Regions from separate parts of the Homo sapiens genome. Here region 2 is linked to region 1. Evidence: read pairs that join two places in POLR2A ChIA-PET (ENCODE). Cell type or tissue: PC-9. All regions are shown on one strand. Region 1 has its middle 10 kb from the start of RAP1GAP2. Region 2 overlaps PAFAH1B1 (platelet activating factor acetylhydrolase 1b regulatory subunit 1).

The links. Peaks named below come from ENCODE experiments on the same cell type or tissue, not always from the same donor. Only the 100,000 strongest peaks of a DNase experiment are listed, where the experiment ranks them.
Region 2: POLR2A ChIA-PET joins it to region 1 with 5 read pairs; 1 of 35 experiments calls an interaction of 5 or more read pairs at or near these places.

Annotation. Positions count from the first base shown.
Region 1 is chr17:2,783,761-2,788,760 of GRCh38, forward strand. It overlaps a transcript of RAP1GAP2 not described here. Among named protein-coding and RNA genes, the nearest start is that of RAP1GAP2, 10 kb to the right of the region's middle. In PC-9, CTCF peaks have their summits at 2,697 (motif pointing right) and 2,897; a DNase peak (open chromatin) is centred at 2,701; H3K27me3 peaks cover 322 bases.
Region 2 is chr17:2,657,360-2,662,359 of GRCh38, forward strand. The region is part of intron 2 of PAFAH1B1 (platelet activating factor acetylhydrolase 1b regulatory subunit 1); the gene reads left to right. Among named protein-coding and RNA genes, the nearest start is that of MIR6776, 33 kb to the right of the region's middle. RefSeq lists an enhancer at 1,684-2,185. In PC-9, no CTCF peak of the experiment used is centred here; a DNase peak (open chromatin) is centred at 2,182.

The DNA of each region.
Region 1 (5,000 bases):
AAGGTCTAGGGGCTGAAGCCATCTGAAGGCTTAGTCGCTCACACGTCTGGCGTTTCTTGCTGGCTGTTGGCTTTGGGTCAGTTCCTCTGCACATGGGCCTCTCTATGTGCTGTCTCCACATGCTAGATTGGGCTTCCTCCCAGCATGGTGGCTGAGCTAAGGGACAAGCATGCCCAGAAAGAGAGCCAGGTGGAAGCTATTTCACTTTTTATTTTATTTGTTTATTTATTGAGATGGAGTCTTGCTCTGTTGCCCAGGGTGGAATGCAGTGGCGCAATCTCGGCTCACTGCAACCTCTACCTCCCGGGTTTAAGTGATTCTCTTGTCTCAGCCTCCCAAGTAGCTGAGACTACAGGTCCATGCCACCACGCCAGGCTAATTTTTTGTATTTTTAGTAGAGACGAGGGTTTCACTGTGTTAGCCAGGATGGTCTCGAATTCCTGACCTTGTGATCTGTCCTCCTCGGCCTCCCAAAGTGCTGGGATTACAGGCGTGAGCCACCACGCCTGGCCTATTTTTATTTATTTAGAGACAGAGTCTCGCTCTGTCGCCCAGGCTGGAGTACAGTGGCGTGATCTCGGCTCACTGCGACCTCCATCTCCCGGACTCAAGCGATTCTCCTGCCTCAGCCTCCCAAATAGCTGGGACTACAGGTGCCTGCCATGACACCTGGCTAATTTTTGTATTTTTAGTAGAGACAGGGTCTTGCCATGTTAGCCAGGCTGGTCTTGAACTCCTGACCTCAAGTGATCCGCCCGACTCGGCATCCCAAAGTGCTGGGATTACAGGCGTGAGCCACCGCGCCCGGCCAGCAGTTTATTCTTTTAGCAGCAGCTACACTTTTGCTCACTGATCCCCTGGCCACAGGTGAGGCTTGGGTCTGTCCCCAGATCCCCGCCTACTCTCATGTAGTCCAGGAGGCATCTTACTGTGCAGAGCCCTGCTGAGGGTGGGGCCCGTAATGAGAGAAGGGGGAACTTGAATGGGAAAGGCCTTTTCTGTCCCAGTTTATTATCTCATTACAGGTCAGCCCTGCTCCCTTCAAGGGGCCTGGGACACATGTTGCTGATGGAGATACCATGAGGGTGGGGCTCAGGCAGAATTGCTCTGGGCTTGGGGCTGGGATGAACCCCACCAGACCCCCATCTTTATCCAGGAAAAATCAAGATGGTGAGGCCTGAACATGCTGTGTTTGAGCTGAGGGAGCTCTCCGCTTCTCCCTGTCCCTGCCGCCTGCTTCCACCTGAGTCACTGTTCATCTGCCTGCGGCATCATCCCCCTGCGGCATCATCCCCCTGCCTCGCTTGCTGGCCTCAGGGAGGAATCTCAGGGTTTGCTCCTTGTGGCCCAGGTTAGGGCTGCTCCTGAGCAGAGCGTTGGCAGGGGGCCCAGGAAGAATCTGGGGGTTTGCACGAGCCCAGCCTGGCAGTGTCTCCCATCTAACGCAGCCCTCATTTAGGGCCTGCTCTCCTCTGAGCCTTCCCTGAAGGAATGGCAGAAGGGCTCAAAGGGGGACTCTGGGTTTGAATTCTGTCACCTTCCAGCCCTGTTAAGGAAGGAGACCACTGCTCCTCCTGCTGCCCTCCTGCCCCCACCTTGCCTAGTTCACAAGATAGGAGGAGAGAAAAAGCAAAAAGTTGGAAAAAAAAAAAAAGTAAGATAAATAGCCAGACAACCTTGGCACCACCACCCGGCCCTAGGAGTTAAAAAAAGTGATAATTATAACATCAACCCCTGACCTAAACTACTTTTGTTATCTGTAAATTCCAGACACTGTATGAAAAAAGCATTGTGAAACTTTTTGTTCTGTTAGCTGATGCATGTAGCTCCCAGTCACATTTCCCACGCTTGCTTGATGTATCACGACCTTTTCACGTGGACCCCTTTAAGTTGTAAGCCTTTAAAAAGGCCAAGAATTTCTTTTTCGGGAAGCTCGGTTCTTAAGACGCGAGTCTGCCGATGCTCCCGGCCGAATAAAAACCTCTTCCTTCTTTAATCCGGTGTCTGAGGAGTTTTGTCTGTGGCTCGTCCTGCTACACTGTGACCTTGGACGAGTCTCTTAACCTCTCTGAGGCTCCAGTTACTTACCAGGAGGGAGACTGTGGTATGGTAAAGATGAAAGGAAGTAAAAAGTATGACTTTTTTTTTTTTTTTTTTTTAGACAGAGATTTGCTCTTGTTGCCCAGGCTGGAGTGCAGTGGTCAGATCTCGGCTCACCGCAACCTCCACCTCCCGGGTTCAAGCGATTCTCCTGCCTCAGCCTCCTGCGTAGCTGGGATTACAGGCATGTGCCACCATGCCTGGCTAATTTTGTATTTTTAGGAGAGACGGGGTTTCACCATGTTGGCCAGGCTGATCTCGAACTCCTGACCTCAGGTGATCCGTCCGCCTCGGCCTCCCACAGTGCTGGGATTACAGGCGTGAGCCACCGCGCCCAGCCTGGAGTTATTCTTTACAGATGAAAAACCTGAGGCAGAGGGAGTTTAAGTGGTTTCCTCACAGCTACATTTAATGTCAGGACTGGGGCTGGAATCCGTGTGTTCTGACACCAGGTGGTGGTTGCTTATCTTTTGCAGGAGGAGGATTTCCCCCTCCCTTCAACCCCTTCCGCCAGAGGGCAACATGGCTGCCATCCTAGAAACAAGCCCAGGAAGACGCTCCCTTTCCTCCTCGCACCACCCAAGCTTGCCTGCAGAGGGCGCAAACGCCCACCTTCTGGCCGGTCCTGGGAGGCGCCAGGTGCCCCGCCTTAGCAGGGGAGGGCGGGAGTGACCCAGCTGGGTGGGTGTGGGCAGAGTTGGCTGTGTGTTCTCCTTTAGTGAGAAGCTCCTTCAGACAGCCCCCACGGTCCAAGCCTTTCTTTTCTTTTTTTTTCTTCAATTTTTTTTTTTTTTAATGTTTTGCGATGGAGTCTCACTCTGTTGCCCAGGCTGGAGTGCAGTGGCGTGGTCTCGGGCTCACTGCACCCTCTGCCTCCCGGATTCAAGCGACTCTCCTGCCCCAGTCTCCTGAGTAGCTGGGATTACAGGCAGGTGCCACCATGCCCGGCTAATTTTTGTAGTGTTTAGTAGAGACGGGGTTTCACCATCTTGGCAGGGCTGGTCTCAAACTCCTGACCTCAAGTGATCCACCCACCTTGGCTTCCCAAACTGCTGGGATTACAGGCGTGAGCCATCGCTCCCAGCCTTTTTTTTTTTTTTTTTTTTTTTGAGATGGAGTCTCGCTCTGTCCCCAGGCTGGTGCGCAGGGGCGCGATCTCTGCTCACTGCAACCTCCGCTTCCCGGGTTCAAGCCATTCTCCTGCCCCAGCCTCCCAAATAGCTGGGGTTATAGGCGCATGCCACCATACCTGGCTAGTTTTGTAGTTTTTAGTAGAGACAGGGTTTTACCATGTTGGCCAGGCTGGTCTCGAACTCCTGACCTCAAGTGATCCACCCCACCATGGCCTCCAAAGTGCTGGGATTACAGGTGTGAGCCACCATGCCCAGCTTTGGTTTTTTTTTTTTTTTCTTTTTTTTTTTCGAGACAGAGTCTTGCTTTTTGGCCACACTGGAGTGCAGTGGTCTTTACTGCAGCCCCAACCTCCTGGGCTCAAGTGATCCTTCCACATCAGCCTTCTAGGTAGCTGGGAATACAGGTGCACAGCACCATGCCTGGCTAATTTAAAAAAATTTTTGTACAGATGGGGTCTTACTATGTTGCTGGGACTGGTCACAAACTCCTGGGCTCAAGCAATCCCCCTGCCTTGGCCTCCCAAAGTGCTAGGATGACAGGTGTGAGTCACCACACGCTGAGCCTGTTTTTTTGTTTTGTTTTGTTTTTTTTGAGATGGAGTCTTGCTCTGTCGCCCAGGCTGGAGTGCAGTGGCGCCATCTCAGCTCACTGCAAGCTGCCTCTCCCAGGTTCACGCAATTCTCCTGCCTCAGCCTCCCGAGTAGCTGGGAATACAGGCGCATGCCGCCACACCTGGCTAAGTTTTTGTATTTTCAGTAGAGATGGGGTTTCACCATGTTGGCCAGGATGGTTTCAATCTCCTGACCTCGTGATCTGCCCGCCTCGGCCTCCCAAAGTACTGGGATTACAGGCATGAGCCACCGCGCCCAGCCTGTGCCTGTTTTTTAAAACTTGAACTTTTAGCATATCTTCATATATTAACATATATTAAGTGCTACCTCGTTATTTTCAGTGGCTAGATAGTATTCCATTGTACGCTTATTCTGCAATGTAGTTAATCCTCAGTTGATGATCATTTAGATTATTTTTTGAATTTGCTATTATAATGATATGATTAACATCTGTATACATAGATCTTGTCAAGTGGTATGAGTTAACCTGTGCAATAAATTTCTAAAAACAAAATTGTTGGCATAAAGGGTATGTGCACTTAAACAATTTTGATAGAGTGTATTAGTCAGGGCTTTGCAGAGAAATAGAACTAATAGGAAATATATACATATGTATATAGGGGTGTGTGTGTATGTGTGTGTGTGTTTAGATTTATTATGAGGGATTGGTTCATGCAATTTTGTGGGGTTTTTTTGTTTGTTTGCTTTGAGATAGAGACTGGCTCTGTTGCCCAGGCAGGAGTGCAGTGGCACAATCTCAGCTCACTGCAACCTCTACCTCCCTGATTCAAGCAGTTCTCCTGCCTCAGCCTCCTGAGTAGCTGGGATTACAGGTGCCCGCCACCATGCCCAGATTTTTTTTTGTATTTTTAGTAGAGACGTGGGTTTCACCATGTTGATCACACTGGTCTCGAACTCCTGACCTCAAGTGATCCACCTGCCTTGGCCTCCCAAAGTGCTGGGATTACTGAGCCCCAGCCAGGCATGAGCCACTGCACCCCATCAGGTTAATGCAATTTTGGAGGCCGAGAAGTCCCATGATTTGCCGTCTATTAGCTGGGGATCCAGGAAAGCTGGTGGTATGTTCTAGTCCAAGTCCTAAGGCACAAGAACGAGGAGCGTTGATAGCTGAGGGCAGGAGAAGGCGGGTTCTCA
Region 2 (5,000 bases), 130 kb before region 1:
TCAGCCTCCCAAGTAGCTGGGATTACAGGTGTCCACCGCCGTGCCCGGCTAATATTGTATTTTTAGTAGAGCTGAGGTTTCACCATGTTGGCCAGGCTGGTCTCAAACTCCTGACCTCAAGTGATCCACCCACCTCAGTCTCCCAAAGTGGTGGGATTACAGGCGTGAGCTACCACGCCTGGCCAAGAATGTTGAATTTGATCAGATGTTTTTAGGTAAACATTGAGATCTCCATAATGTACCATTCTGATTCACTTGGTCCAGCTCAGCTCCCTGCCTAGGTAATACTTACTATTTCCTTTAAGTCCTCGCATCTCGCCTTTATAAAAAGATTCTTCCATTCAGTCTCATTTCTCTCGTCTTTGAATTAAATTTCATAGACTTCAGTAGCTTTTATTTTGCTCCTCAGATAGGTTTACAAGATCCTAGGAGGCAAGGGACCATATATAACTTAACCTTCTTTTATATTCCTTGGTATAAAACTGGAAATAACAAGCACTCATCCCTTCTTCCTCTTTCCTTTTTTCTTTACATGTTTTATAGTGAAATTTTGCTTTACATTTTAAAAATATAAATGTTTCAAACTATTCAATACATGACAGTTGTATTGTGTATCTTTCCTATTGTACAACCTGACTTTGCCTTATGAGTTTTTGAAATAATGCAAAATATTTTTATAGGAATATATCCTGAGTGGATCTCACAGTTGTAAATTATGCTGAACAACTAAGGCAAAATCTCCTCCTCTCTGGAAACGTAGCTGACCTCTGGCCTGTAGCAGGCCATGCAGTTTTTTTCTAAGTGTCAGTCAATAATATAGTAACTTTAAAACAACATAATTAGGAGTTCAGCTGGGTTAGTGTGACATTCTCTCTCCCTCTCCCCCAACCCCCTTTCTCTCTTAGACCTTTAAGTATTTTAGTTTTCAGTAATGTTATTTTTCTTAACAGGTTAAAAGGGTAAAGAGGGAAACACAGATAAATAAGGGTGGAGGCTGAAAACAACTGTTTAGTGACTGCCCTCTGTTTTGTGTTTCCATTACTCAAGAAATTTAATCGAAATACGAGAATGAACAGTAATGCATATTTTTTGTTTATTTATTTGGTTTTGCTTTTTAAAAAGTGCAGTGTGATATACTTAACTGGTAGATCATTTTTGGCTTTTGTTGCAACTGTGGGCTGGAGGGTATATCAGGATGTCATCTGAGACCCAGCCGTCTGATGAAAAGAAATGGAATCGAGCAGGCTAGTATACTGGGTACAGGGTTCTTTTTGCTTGATGGGGAAGATAAAGGTCCACTCACCCTGCATTGCCTGAATTACATTCTTCTTCACTTTGTCTCTGCCATGGATAAGGTCTCATTATAACCTCTTGCTGAACTTGTACTTGTCCTAAGACTGGTAGTAGTTAAATCCTGAACTACCTTTTGGAAGTAGTTATCTTAGAATGTGATGGTGAAGGATGGTAATGGCAATCAATTTGTCAGACAGATTTCTTAGGGTACGTGAGGTTGGAGAAGTATAAGACCTATGGCCAGGAACTCATCACATCTGTGCTGCCCTTTCCCTGAAGAGTCAGTAGGGTATTGTAGCATAAAAGTTTAGGAAGTCTTGGCTGGACACAGTGGCTCACACCTGTAATCCCAGCACTTTGGGCCAAGGTGGACGAATCACTTGAGATCATGAATTCAAGACCACCCTGGCCAACATGGCAAAACCCCGTCTCTACTAAAAATACAAAAATTAGCTGGGCCTAATGGCACGTGCCTGTAGTCTCAGCTTCTCAGGAGGCTGAGGCAGGAGAATCGCTTGAACCCAGGAGGGGGAGGTTGCAGTGAGCCGAGATTGCCACACTGCAGCCTGGATGACAGAATAAGACTCCGTTTCAAAAAAAAAAAGGCCAGGTACAGTGGCCCACGCCTGTTATCCCAGCACTTTGGGAGGCCAAGGCGGGCGGATCACAAGGTCAAGAGATCGAGACCATCCTTGCCAATATGGTGAAACCCCGTCTCTGCTAAAAATGCAAAAATTAGCTGGGCATGGTGGCACACGCCTGTAGTCCCAGCTACTCGGGAGGCTGAGCCAGGAGAATCGTGAGGTTGTGGTGAGCTGAGATTGTGCCACTGCATTCCAGCCTGGCGACAGAGTGAGACTGCCTCGCCAAAAAAAAAAAAAAAAAAAAAGGAAGCCTTGGCTGGGCGTGGTGGCTGATGACTGTAATCCCAGCACTGGGAGGCCAAGGCAGTCAGGTCACATGAGGCCAGGAGTTTGAGACCAGCCTAGCCAACACAGTGAAACCCCGTCTCCACTAAAAATATTAAAAAAAAAATTAGCTGGGCATGGTGGTGCTCACCTGTAATCCCAGCTACTCAGGAGGCTGAGGCATGAGAATCACTTGAACTCAGGAAACAGGCTTCAGTGAGCCGAGATCATGCCACTGCACTCCAGCCTGGGTGACAGAGTGAGACTCCGTTTCAAAAAAAAATTAGGAAGCCTTGTTACCTGTTTGAGACTTGATTGATATCCTGTGGCTGCAGCTTAGGGAATGATCCCCTGTATATCTCTGCCCTGGAAATAAATTTTAATCACATTCTCTCCCAAGACTATATAGTTTCATCTTGTTATCTAAAACAGTATAGCCCGGGGTGGTGTGAGAGATGTCTTTTGGAGGAGGGTACTAAGGATGACTCCATGTGTGCTTCTGGTGGTGTCATGCTTGATACTGCCTGGTCTTTTGTGTTACCTTCCCAGAGCCTTCAACAGCCCTGCAGACATCTCAGATTTGTTGGGCCCCTGGACCTTTTAGAGGAATGCATGTTATCTCCATTGCTGCCCTGAATATGCAAGCTTAGCCTTTTCAGTGTATCTTTTTTTTTTTTTAATTTTTATTTTACTTTAAGTTCCGGGATACATGTGCAGAATGTGCAGGTTTGTTACATAGGTAAATGTGTGCCATGGTGGTTTGCTGCACCTATCAAGTCATCACCTAGGTTTTAAGCTCCACACGCATTAGCTATTTGTCCTGATGCTCTCCCTCCCCTCAACCCCCACCCCCACCAACAGGCCCGGGTGTGTGTTGTTCCCCTCCCTGTGGTCCATGTGTTCTCATTGTTCAACTCCCAGTTATGCGTGAGAGCATGCGGTGCTTGGTTTTCTGTTCCTGTGTTAGTCTGCTGAGGATGGTGGCTTCTAGCTTCATCCATGTCGCCACAAAGGACATGATCTCATTCCTTTTTATGGCTGCATAGTATTCCATGGTGTATGTGTACCACATTTTCTTTATCCAGTCTGTCATTGATAGGCATTTGGGTTGGTTCCATGTCTTTGCTGTTGTAAATAGTGCTGCAGTAAACATGTGTGCATGTGTCTTTATAGCAAAATGATTTATATTCCTTTGGGTATATACCCAGTAATGGGATTGCTGGGTCAAATGGTATTTCTGCTTCTAGATTCTTGAGGAATCACCACACTATCTTCCATGATGGTTGAACTAATTTATATTCCCACCAATCGTGTAAAAGCATTCCTATTTCTCCACAGCCTTGCCAGCATCTTTCGTTTCTTGACTTTATAATAATCGCCATTCTGACTGGTGTGAGATAGTATCTCATTGTGGTTTTGATTTGCATTTCTCTAATGATCAGTGATGTTGAGCTTTTTTTCATATGTTTTTTGGCCACATAAATGTCTTCTTTTGAGAAGTGTCTGTTCATATCCTTTGCCCACTTTTTGATGGTTTTTTTTTCCCGTTCTGTAGGTTGCATGTTCACTCTGATGATAGTTTATTTTGCTGTGCAGAAACTCTTGAGTTTAATTAGATCCCACTTGTCAATTTTAGCTTTTGATGCAGTTGCTTTTGGCATTTTCATCAAGAAATCTTTGCCCATGCCTGAATGGTATTGCCTAGGTTTTCTTCTAGGATTTTTATGGTTTTGGGTTTTACATGTAAGTCTTTAATCCATCTTGACTTATTTTTTGTATAAGGTGTAAGGAAGGGGTCCAGTTTCAGTTTTCTGCATATGGCTAACCAGTTTTTTGAGCACCATTTATTAATTAAGGAATCCTTTCCCCATTGCTTGTTTTTGTCAGGTTTGTTGAAGATCAGATGTTTGTAGATATGTGGTGTTATTTCTGAGGTCTCTGTTCTGTTCCCTTGGTCTGTGTGTCTGTTTTGGTACCAGTAGCATGCTGTTTTGGTTACTGTAGCCTTGTAGTATAGTTTGAAGTCAGGTAGTACGTGTGATGCCTCCAGCTTTGTTCTTTTTGCTTAGGATTGTCCTGGCTATTAGTGTATCTCTTTAAATGGGTCTAGTAAGAAAACATCTCAGTTCATCAGCCTTTGACTTAACCTTGTTTTTTCTTCATATGAGCAATGAAATTAAAATGGTTACGGAACTCTTAGAACTTTTTCATTCTTAGAATGCTAGAGTATACAGTTTGTAAAATACTATTATTGGCCAGGCGTGGTGGCTCATGTCTGTAATCCCAGCACTCTGGGAGGCTGACGTGATGAAACCCCATCTCTACAAAAAAATACAAAAAATTAGCTGGGCGTGGTGGTGGGTGCCTATAATCCCAGCTACTCAGGAGGCTGAGGCAGGAGAATTGCTTGAACCCAGGAGGCGGAGGTTGCAGTGAGCCGAGCTTGCGCCATTGCGCTCCAGCCTGGAGGAGACTCCATCTCAAAAAAAAAAAAAAAAAAAAAAATCTTATGGGTGGTATTGATGAGGTGTTATGACTAGTATTACAGCTGCAGAAATTACCCTAGGGGATAAAAACAAATGAAAAGAATGTAGGAAGTCAGCTAAAGTGCTTAAAATCGAATGCTGGCATTTTCATAAACTTGTAATAGTTTAGAAAATAATTTCATTCGTTATGTTTGTAATAGTTTGATATTTAAGCCTAGGCTGTGTCTAGCTTAGGATCTGTTTGCTCATGGATAAAAGTCCTTCATCTCAGTTTTGATTTTAACCATTTTCTTTTTTATTTTTCTTAACCATT